2 separate regions of the Mus musculus genome follow, and region 1 is linked to region 2. A link is a contact called in ENCODE Hi-C data. All regions are on one chromosome and are shown on one strand. Each heading gives the region's core, a stretch centred on a gene start or an enhancer-like site at or near the end of the contact. The rest is flanking DNA. Distances are from core to core; before and after follow the strand shown. Region 1 holds the start of 4931406H21Rik (RIKEN cDNA 4931406H21 gene). Region 2 overlaps Gm31775 (a long non-coding RNA gene).

Region 1 (5,473 bases), core at 825-3,324, 810 kb before region 2:
CAATATTTTGGGACAGTGCTTATTTTCTGTGCCTAGTGTACTCAAGGGCAGCTTCTGTACCTGACAACTCTAAAACTAACTAACTAACTAACTAACTAACTAACTAACTAACTCTCTCTCTCTTTCACACACACGCATACACACACACTTACATGCTTTCTCCCTGTCTCTGCTACCTCTGTCTCTGTCTCTCTCTCTCACTCTCTCACACACACATTCCTAAATAAATAAAAACAATCTGCTCAGTCTATATAGTGCTACTTATACAGATGTTTTGAGGGCTGACCACTTAGTGTTGGACGGCCATTCGGTATGCTCTTCCTTGGTAAGCTGGTTGGTGTTTTTAAAAGGTTAACCTGACGACATCCCAGGCATTCCCACATGGCCCTTGTTTTTAGTGGCCACTGTGGCCATGGAGAAACTCAGCCCTTTCCCTGAGTGCAATGCTCTTCCCACATCTGCCTGCTTTCTAACACAGCTCTGCCTCTTCTCCAAAGTGAGGTTTTAATACCCTGGGGATCATCCAACTGCCCTCCCCCCAGTTCCTTAGCCTGGGAATGCTGGGCCCACAAGTTTCCTCCCACTGGTCCTCTTTGTTGAAGAGCAGAGCAAGGTTACAGGAGCCCATGGCACAGCCCTCAGCGAGATGGGAGTTGGGGGAACCAGGGTCATTGCCCCAGTCTTCCTGGGTCACTCAGGAGGAGGGATAGCTTCCTGGGGCCCAAACTGGACTCGCTTTCAAGCAAATTCTGTCACTAGCACTGAGAACTATAGGGCTGGAGTCTGTCTGTCCCTCTCAGAGCCTCGATTTCCTCCTCTGTAAATGGGTGTGCTAACAACAGAGCCCCAGTGACCTCTCCCATGGCACAGAGAACACAGGTTTTGGCCACAACACATATCTGATGGTTAGTCAGTTCCCACAGGCTGGCAGTAAAATCCAGAGCCATTTCCATGGGATCTGGCCTGGGAGGGGCGAAGGCCCGGCAGAAGGAAGGAAGCCAAGCCCTCCCCCACAGCCCAGCTCTGCAGAGTTCACATGGGGGTGGGGGTGGGGATGGTGTCCAGGAGGAAGTCTGTCCCTGGCCTTGAGAAGGTGCCCCAGCCTGCCAGGCAGGCTGGTGTTTCAAGGACAAGGCCTTGCCTTCCTGCTATCTCTGGGGGAACTGGCAGCCACTAACAAATCCCCTGCAATCTGCACCCACCAATCCTGCCTGCTCGCTGGGCAGCCAAGAGCCGTTTTTCACGGGGAGCTGCACACAGCTTTGTCTTAGAGAGACAGCTCTGGCGGGTGCCCCTGAATGGGGCTATTTGTCCTCCATGCTGAAGGGAAGGCAGCTGAATGCTCTGTTGGGGTGGGCAGAGGCAGAGAGGGTGGAGAAAGGCTATGGGGGAGGGTGAAGGTAGAGATAGCAGCCACGACACTATGAGAGACCAGAAGTGCTGTCCACCACGGAGGTGTCTCAGAGTCACCATGCAGCTCGGTGAGTGCAAAAAAAAATCTTGTTTCCACAGCAATGGGACACTGGTATATGACCGGCCTTCCCTGGTGTAAAGAGCCCTGGCTGGTAGAAGTTGAAATGACCTGACTGGTTTTGGGTGCCTTTGTCCCATCCCAGCCCCACGACAAATTAACTACGGGGCTGCCACACTAGTGCCGTAGAAGGCCCCATTCCAGCCCCTATCCCTGAACTGAGAGCTCTAGAGTGAGACCCAGTATCTCTTAAGAGCCTCTTCCACAGATCACAGGCAGAGAGAGGCAAGGCATGTCTCAGTGTCTCCACTAAGACCAGCTGACATCTGACAGGCACATGACTCATTAGGGAAACAGAGCAGGCATGCATCTGGGGACTTAAAGCCAGCAAGCGACATTATTTCCACTCCCGTTCTGGGACCTGGGCTGCTGTACTGGAAGGTGTGCTTAGAACAGAGGTCAGAGGTCAGAGAACCCAGTAGACTTTACCCATCTTGGGGATGCAGACCCAAGGTTTCCATTCAAAGGATGCAGAACATCTGCGTGATGGTGCTACTCCACGAAGAGCAAGTAAGTGCACATAACTAACAGGCATGTCCTAAAACCACACAGCAGTCCCACGTCCACAGCCAGCTCTGGGCAGCCTGGCTGTGTTAAGATTGGCAAACACCCTCTGCCTGTCCCCACTTGAATCATTCCTCTGCCTCCTGTGGTCCCTTCTCCAAAAGCTTGCTGGTGCCTGTCAGGATGGCCTGGGTATTCTTGATGCCTCCCACAGTAGCTGGGTGCCTATTCTACCAATAGTCCCTTTAAACCACCCAAGCATCCAAGCATTGGCTATGCCAGGGAGAAAAAAGAAGACAAAAAAAAAAAAAAAAGCAGCTGGCACCCCCACCTGTGCCCCAGCCCCATTATGGATAGCTTGGGGCGCATCTTCCTTTCCTTTGGTCCCTGGGCTGCTTACCTTCTGGGCTCTGACATTCTCTATTCTGCTATTTCAACATGTGCTGGCTGCTCAGAGGGTCAGCTGAGGCTACATAGATCTATTCAAGCATAGACACCAGCGGAGGCATGCAGGCAACTCTTGGGGACCCTCGGACATGGCGACTGCCTGGTTTCTCGCTCCCATGTAGGCTGAACAGAAGGCTGAACCACTGAGTGAGCGCCCAAGAGGCTGACATTACAGTACAGCCTGCCAAGTTACTCTGGGCTGGCATGCGGTGGTGGAGGGGGCTGATGGGCATTGCTACAGCCTTGGAGGAGAGCCTGGGATGTGTCAGGTGCTGGGGGCTGGGCAGGTGACCTTCTATCTAGGAAGGGGTGGGGGGTGTGGGAGGGTGCAGCCGGCCCCTCAGGAGCCTCAAGATGAGGATGCAAGTGCATGTGCGCATGCGTGCTCCTGCTCCCGTGCGCGCAGAGGCTAAAGGCTGCAGCAGAACAAAGAGTTGGGGGCTGGGCATCAGAGGGCCCCACGTGGAGGCGGCTGCCTGGGCGGCTTGCTGTAGTGTCTGGGCTGTGCTCAGCTCTGCATTCCGTCTCTGTCTCTCTCATTTTCGTGCCATACAGTGCTGCCCCCAGGCCTGAGCCTGCTCACCGTCACCACCCTGCTCACTGCCACAACCACGCACACAGCCCAACTCTTTGGTAGCATTCTTGACAAAGCATCTCCCCTCACAACATGATCTCATTGCAGGGCCTTCTCAGGCCCCAGCCTGGCCTCCTGACAGGCGAGACAGAAGGCAGAAGGGTGGGAGAGGCGCCCATAGATGCAGCTAGTTGCGCGTGCACACACTGCTCAGCCATTCCGTAACAGTCATACACCACCCCCAGAACCCACACACATCTGTGAACACCTATAGGTCTCTGTGCACTGAAACCCCTCCACCATCACAGGACTCCTCAGGTACATGTGTTCATACTCAACAGTCAGACATACCAGGCATGAGCATACACGAGTATGCAAACAGACAGACAGACATGTGCATGTGCATGACATACAGCCACACACACAGAGATGCAGACCTTGTACACACATACCCATACAGTCAGACATACCAGGCATGAACATATATGATCATGCAAACACACATATATACATACATATACACATTACATACATATGTACATAAATACACACATAATACAATGTACACATGCATGACATACAGCCACACACAGACCATGTACATACCCACACAGCCAGAAATACCAGGCATGAATACACAGGGAGATGGCCTTGAACACACTTATAGCACTCCACACTCACAATGCACACATGCACGATACTTATAGCACTCGACACTCACAATGCACACAGGCACGATCCACAGCCACGAGACGCACATACTTCACATAAAGACACACATGCATGCACAGCCATACACATGTAGAGCCACATGTACCCAGTGTGGGGTTAAAGTCTGAGAGCAAGGAAACTCGGAAAGTCACAGAAAGTCAAGGAAGATAGATATGGCCAAGAATAATGAGGAAGGGACAGTCAGCAGAGGCCCTCAGGGAGGAAGGACAGCAACACTGCACAGGCAACTAGACAAAGTGGAGCCTAGGCAAATGGGGCAGACGGGGGGGGGGGGGGGGAGCAGCTGGGGTGCCATAGTCTCTGAGCACAGAGTGCCAGGACCAAGGCCTCTTGGGAGACTTAGGAAAGCCATGTGCACCAGAAGGGCAGGTTACATCTGGTCATGGACCCACTTATCCACAGAGCTAAGGGGGAGTGATGTGCATTTTGGGCGGAAAGGAGGGGTCAGGAGATGTGTTGCAGACAGACACACGGAGAACGACGGCTGGAAAGTGGCATGTGCTGGTGTCCACCATGTCAAGTACCACCTGGGCATCTTTCCTGGCCCACATTGAGAGAGCCAGCCCTCTGAGTTCCCAGAGGCATCTGTGCACCAGGGCTGCAAGCCTCCAACCACAGGTCTGAGCCAGGCAAGGTGGCTGAGAGATCAACCTTGGGCCCAGCAAGCCCCTCATCCCTTGAAAGAAACCAGCTGAGAGCCTGCAGCCTATCAAGCAGGGATGCCCTTACACACCTAGGGAAGCTGGCGAGTCAGGACTGTTGGGTCTGAGGGGTCTGACAGGTCTGCCTCCTAACAAGGGGACATTCCACTTCTGCCAAGGCACAGGCATGCTGGCTTACCAGCTGACAAAGGAGTTACATGGACAAAGGAACAAACGGACGACACTTTGCCTTAGGCCCAGCACGGGAAGGGGTGCTGTGAACTGTGACCTTGCCCAGCTGTGACGCAGACAGGGAGAACAAACCTGAGTGTCAGAATCAGAATGCTGAAAATGGCTCTTGGAAAGTGCAGCATCCTGCTGCCGTGCCAAGCGAGAGGATGCTTGGATCCTAGACAGGAGTCAGCTGAGATGGAGCAGGCAAAGCCCTCAGAGGAGGCTGCAGTCCCGGTTCCAGCTGGATCGTTTGTTAGCTGTGTGACCGCAGACAACCCCCAAGACTTTTCTGAACTTCAGTGGCCTCATCCGTAAATGTAGATAATATTCTGTGCCTCACAAAGCTGAGGTTTACTGTGCTTTAGAGACTATTGTATGAGCCATTGGGAGAGGGGTTTAAAAGACCCAGAGGTCAGGTTTCACAGGGCATGAGGCTTCCCCCTGTACCAAGGACTACTTCTGGCTTCCAGAATGCCCATTCTCCCATTGGCCTTGTCTCTCTTTGCCTACATGATCTTTCTTGACTTTGCCTATTATCTACCTATCTATCTACCCATCTATCCATCATCCATCCATCCATCCATCCACCTATTCATCCATCCATCCACCCACCTACCTATCTACCCATCTATCTATATCCGTATGGAACCCAGGGTCTCATAGATGCTAGGTGTCCTGGTTAGTTTTCTATCAGCTTGACATAGGTGGGGTCATCTGAGAAGACAGAACTGCACTTGAGACTATGCCTCCATCAGATTGGCCTCTGGCAAGTCTGCGGGACATTTTCCTGACTAATGATTGATGTGGGAG
Region 2 (5,455 bases), core at 1,629-4,128:
GCATTTTCATACAGCTTATCTGGTCTCTGGGAGAGGCTTGTTAGCAATTAAAAAAAAAAAAAAAAAAAAAAAAAAAAAAAAAAAAGGAATCATGGTGGGGGGAGAAGAGCCCTGAGTCCTTCCTCTGCCAGCCCACACTATTGCTATATTGGAATGGTTTAAATATGCCTCCCCAAAGTGCATATGTAGAACTAAGTCCTGTGTGCTGGTGGGAGATGGGGTCTTTGGGAGATAATAAGAACTAGCCAGGTCACCAAGGAAGGGCCCCCACGATGGCATTAGTGTGATCCTAGGAAGGGGAGAGAGATACTCTAGCTAGCAACAGGTTCTGTCTGGCCATGTGATGCCCTCTACCATGTTTGGATACATCAGGAAGCTCTGGCCAGATGTAGATCAGAAGCCTGCCTCCTGTCCTCAGCATGCCCATGAGTGAAATAACCTTCTGTTCTTTATAAAGTGCACAGTCTACATGTTGATTATGCCGGAACAGAACAGAATAAATCCATACAAATCTTTCTGGTCACATGATTCATTTTGCTTCATGAGAGGAGCTGTCTTAGGGTTTCTGTTCTGGTGGTAAGAAAAACCAAAGCAAGCTGAGGAGAAAGGACTCCCAGGACTCCCTATTACTGCGGGGAGTTGGGGCAGGAACTCCAGGCAGGAACCTGGAGGCAAGAGGCCATGGATGAATGCTATTTACTGGCTTGCTCAACATGGCTTGCTCAGCCTGCTTTCCTATACCTTATCGGTCATGGAAATGGCTTACAGTCTTGCCTATAGGCTGATCTTATAGACTGTATAGGATCTATAATATAGAGGTATTTTCTAGGTTAAGATTTCTTCTTCCCAGATGACTCCAGTTTGTATCAATTTGACATAAAAACTAGCCAACACAAGAGTCCAGATATGAACTCCAAAGAAACACCAGCGAAAGAAAAACTGCAGCCCCCAACAACTTTCCAGCTACCTATTGCAACAAGGAGAATGCATGGCAGGGAGGCAGGAAGGGGGACAGTTGATGGAGAGTCTCTACTCGATGTGAGCTACCACCTGGACGCTTCAAGCTCTGGAATGACTTGGAGATATGCTATTCCTATTCACAAGGTTGTTGTAAGGATATACTCACAGGAGTGGCTTCTCAAAGGTCCCTTCCTTGGGTGCCTCCCTTCCTGTTTGGTCCCGAGTCATCATCCAGGCATATGCTGAGCACCCCAGCTATGCTAAGCACCCAGGAGGCTGGGGAAAGCAAAGCCCATTCTCACTACCCTGCAGGTCAGAACACAAACCACGGCCAACAGATGAGCCAGTGATTACAAGCGTGCATGCTGCTGTGGAGAAGTCTCAAGTGGCCTGAGAGTCCAACTTATCTTCTGGGGTTCATGGAGAGACAGGGGTGGTCATGAAAGAATTCTGAGGAACAGTCATTCTCGTGAGAAGTAAGGACTGTGAGAAGAAAAGTTGGGGGGGGGGTCACACTCCATGACATGTATGTGGAGGTCAGAGGACTTGTCAAATTGGCTGTGTCACTGCATCACATGGGTTCTGAGGATCAAACTCAGGTTATCCGCCTCGATGACAGGCATCTATACCTCCCTGAGCCACCTCAGTAGCTCTGTATTTTAAATTTCAAAAGGAACATCTTGGGCTGGGGATGTGACTTGAATGAGTGCTTGCCCAGTGTACTGGCTGGTTTTGTGTGTCAACTTGACATAAGTTAGAGCCATCAAAGAGGAAGGAGCCTCCGTTGAGGAAATGTCTCCATAAGATGCAGCTATAAGGCATTTTCTCAATTAGTGACCGATTGAGGGGGGTAGCCCTGAGTTTTATAAGAAAGCAGGTTGGGCAAACCTTGGGAAGCAAGCCAGTAGGCAGCATTTCTTCATGGCCTCTGCATCAGCCTCTGCCTCCAGATCATGCCATTTCAGTTCCTTCAGTGATGCACAGCAATGTGGAAGTGCCAGCCAAATCAATCCTTTTCTCTCCAACTTGACTTTTGGCCATGTTGCTTTGTTGCAGCAAGAGAAACCTTAACTATGATATCTAGCGTACAGGGATCCGTAGGTTCTGTCTCCAGTACCACATGAAACTGGATGTAGTGGTATTCTGGTAATCCCATTTCTCAGGAAATAGAGGCAGGAGGATCAGAAGTTTACAGACTCATCCTCTCTTCCATAGTAAATTTGAAGTGACCCTAGTCTACACGAGACCCTGAACAAAAACCAAAGAACCTTAAAAATAGCTGAGAATATAGCTCAGTGGTAGATCATTTGCCTAACATAGATTTAATTCCCAGTTTCACAGAAACTGCAAAGTGGTACTTGTTTTCTTTTGTTATCCATGATGCTCTGGGTCCTCTCTGGGTCCCGACTGGATACAAAGCTTGGCAGAGTTCAGGCAACTGTTTAAAGTGCTGCAGTGTTCGCATATAGCCTGTCAAACCTTCCTTGGCACACAGAGTCAGATGCCTCAGTGCTCAGTGCTGTGGGAAGAGCTACGACACTGTGTTTTTTCCAGAAACAGTGAGGACAAAAAAGACAACCCATGTCCAGAGTAGATCTGACGTTTATTCCAAGTATGTTTGCTCCAGAATCAGTTGACCTTGGATTTGAACCCACAGACAGGGAAAGGGACACATGCTCCTTAAAGAGGAATCCTAAAGATATCTTCTGTGCCCACAGCGGAGGGTGGAAGTGGTGAGGCCAGTTAAGATGTCCATGGAACAATCTAGGGAAATGACAACCTTAGATTAGGCTAAGAAGTAGGCTTCCAGGAGAGAAGTGGCCATTGCTCATGGAAAAAGTACCCTCAGACCTGTGACCTGTGCAGCAGGGGTGAGGCGCTAAGACCACAGTGGAGGCTCTTTGTTTCACTTCCCTGAGTGGAGAAAGCTCAGCTGGGCAGCAAGCCAGGTGTGGAAAGAGAAGATGAAGCCATTTTCTGTTGGGTGTAGCCCTCTGCTTAGAGCAGAGATGTTAGCAAGGTTCACACAAATCACACAAGGCTTTCTCCAGCTTCCGGAGCTCTGGGCGCCCCTTGTCAGGAACTGACTCCCAGTGGGAACTAACAGAGAAATAATGGCTAATATTTCATCAGCGTGGCAGGAAGATCATCCCATGTTTCTAGAAACATTAAAAAAGAGACTGAGGCTTTGGAGGGAGAACAGCCCTGATTCTCATTAGCAATTGCAAATAAGAGTGCCCAAACACTGCTTGCTCTATGAGGCTTTTGTTTGTCTGCAAGAAAGAAAGTACCTGTTTCAGAGCCAAGAGACCCTGAGCTAGCACTCAGGAGCCTGGTAGGACCCTGCTGCTCACTTGCTCCCTTAGAGTCTCTAAGCAGCTCAGCTTCTGAGTATGTTGGAGGAGGAGGCTGAGGGACTCTTCCATTCAGAGGTGGGCATGAGTCACTTTCTGCAGAACATGGAGTGTTCTGCCAACTCAAGAGCAGATTCACCAACATGGGAAGGGCGTGGATGATATGTCTTGCTATTTCTGTGGAGTGCTCTCTCAAGACCTGAGCCCACTACATTCCAGACTCTATCCTGGACCACAATGGCTAAGATTCACAGCAGCAGGCACTATTGTAAGCTATTTGTATTTAATCCTCACAATAGCTCCAGGATATGGATACTTCCATATGCCTGGTTTAGAGAGGAAGAAGGTAAGCTGAAAGGAGGCAGATTCAGTTGGCCGAGTGAATCCCACCGCCCATCTGCCCATCTGACTTCCTGCCTATCTTACTTTCCAACACTCTTACCCTCACCTTGTCCTGCCTCTTGAGACCTGTGAGTCTCCAAAGGTCTTTCACACACTCCCAGCTGAAGTTTGGGTGTAAGCCCAGAAAAGAACTGAGGTTCCCAAAGCCCCCAAAGACCTGGGTGCAAATCCTGCTGCTACCACTTGGGGACACACAGCCCTGAGCATCTTTTGGCTTACGTGGGTATTTTTTTCAATTGATTGTGTTCTAGCATGACTTGTGCAGAGAAAGAAGGTTGGTTGAGGAGAAGCCAGGCTCTGGGGTGGGCCAGATGCTCTCCCACCAGCCTCCTCTCTGGCCACTCACTAAAGGGATCCTCAGGCTCCTTGAAATACTCTGTTCCCCTCATGGGCTTTAGTCTTTGTCTCCCAGCCTCAGGCCACCTCTGCTAGGAAGCCCTCCATCATTCTATGCCTTGAGTGCTCCTCTCCAGGCATCCAGGGCTCTCTGGACCTGCCATCCATCTGGAAATACAGCACACAATGGCTACCCGATATTTCAGGGTATCACAACTTCTGCTGTCACTAAGGGTAGGAGGATGACGATGGTCAATTTCTTCAGCTTGCATTCAAAACATCCCCCTTCCCCAGTCTTCATGCTCTGGAGAAGCCTGTGACCTCATTTCTGTAACCTCCCCCATCCATTGTCCCTATGCACACACAGGACCTTTGTCCAAACCCACTTCCCAGCCCCCCACCCAGGGGCCAGGAGGGGGGGTACATTCTGAAATACAAGGATATTCTTGCCAAACTGCCCTGGGGACAGTCCTTGAAAGGGAGACCTGAGGCCAGGCAGAGGGGTCAGGTTACTAGAGAGATAATCTGATTATATCCAGTCAATGGGGGTGGGGGGTGGGGGTGGGGAGGGAGAACCAGAGCCTTGAGCCTGGAAAAACTGGAGAAATAAACCAACCAGGAAGCCCCAAGTGGGGACGGAATGCAGAAGCCAAAAGTCCTGAGTCGCCCTTTCCACTTCACCCTCATCCGAACCTCCAAACCTGGGGTCCCTAAACAGGCTACGATGCCTCTCAGAAGGCCAGTATCTTATTGTAAGCCAGGCTAGGCCCCTTCCTCCTTTCCCCAGGTCCTCCAAGGGATCCCATGTGAAGCTCAAGGGGAGGGCCAAGTCCTAAGCTCCCTGAGCAGTCTAAATGTGGCTTCTCTTTATCCCCTCTCCATACATCAAGCAGAGTAAAGTGGCCCCAGTGCTCTCTGGGGGGCTGGTGAGCACCCCCAGCCCGGCAGCAAGCAGCTGGCCTGTCAACCTGAGAGGGAAGCCGCCCCCAGGGAGGCTCCTAATTTAATCAGCTTCACAAATCAGCTCGATGGGCTTAATTGATCTCTTTCGCTCCTAATATTGTCGCTGTCACTGTCTGAGTTGTGTCTTCCCAGCTAGCCCTGTGCATCAGGCTCAGCTCAGACAGCTGGAGGGGGTGGGGAGGGTGCATCCGTCAGCCTGAGTCCCAGAGACACCTTCAAGGGATATGAACAGGAAACTGAGAAGGGCAAACAAAGCCAGAGACCTTCCTAGAGAACTAGGCTCCCATGGGTCACCTGTCTGGTGCCTCAGACACACACTTGAGGGCCCACTTGAGCTTCAGTTTTCTCATTTATAAAAAGCACAGTAATCTACCCTTTACAATTTATGTTCCCCACGTGTTTGCTCAATGTGTGTTCTAGGCATGGTGGTAGGTAGACCT

The links. Hi-C counts contacts between places; a loop is a spot of excess contacts on that map.
Region 1: a loop to region 2 is called in a map of v-Abl transformed pro-B cells, with 3 times the contacts of the local background. The contact joins the promoter of 4931406H21Rik here to the enhancer-like site in region 2. A Hi-C loop is called at or near these places in 2 of 37 maps with a recorded cell type or tissue (T-helper 17 cell and v-Abl transformed pro-B cells).

What each region holds. Positions count from the first base shown.
Region 1 is chr14:25,583,405-25,588,877 of GRCm38, reverse strand. 4931406H21Rik (RIKEN cDNA 4931406H21 gene) reads right to left here and starts at 2,074. Exons shown (of 1, transcript NR_033492.1): 1 at 1-2,074. The region is part of intron 6 of Zmiz1 (zinc finger, MIZ-type containing 1); the gene reads right to left. It overlaps Gm32497 (a long non-coding RNA gene), which reads left to right. Exons shown (of 4, transcript XR_003951081.1): 4 at 1-5,473. RefSeq lists an enhancer at 422-3,716.
Region 2 is chr14:24,769,799-24,775,253 of GRCm38, reverse strand. It overlaps Gm31775 (a long non-coding RNA gene), which reads right to left. Exons shown (of 3, transcript XR_874414.2): 3 at 2,545-2,724. Among named protein-coding and RNA genes, the nearest start is that of Gm31838, 8.6 kb to the left of the region's middle. Within about 2 kb of position 2,878, at least 2 of the 3 ENCODE cell types and tissues checked have a DNase peak (open chromatin) inside an H3K27ac peak, as active enhancers do.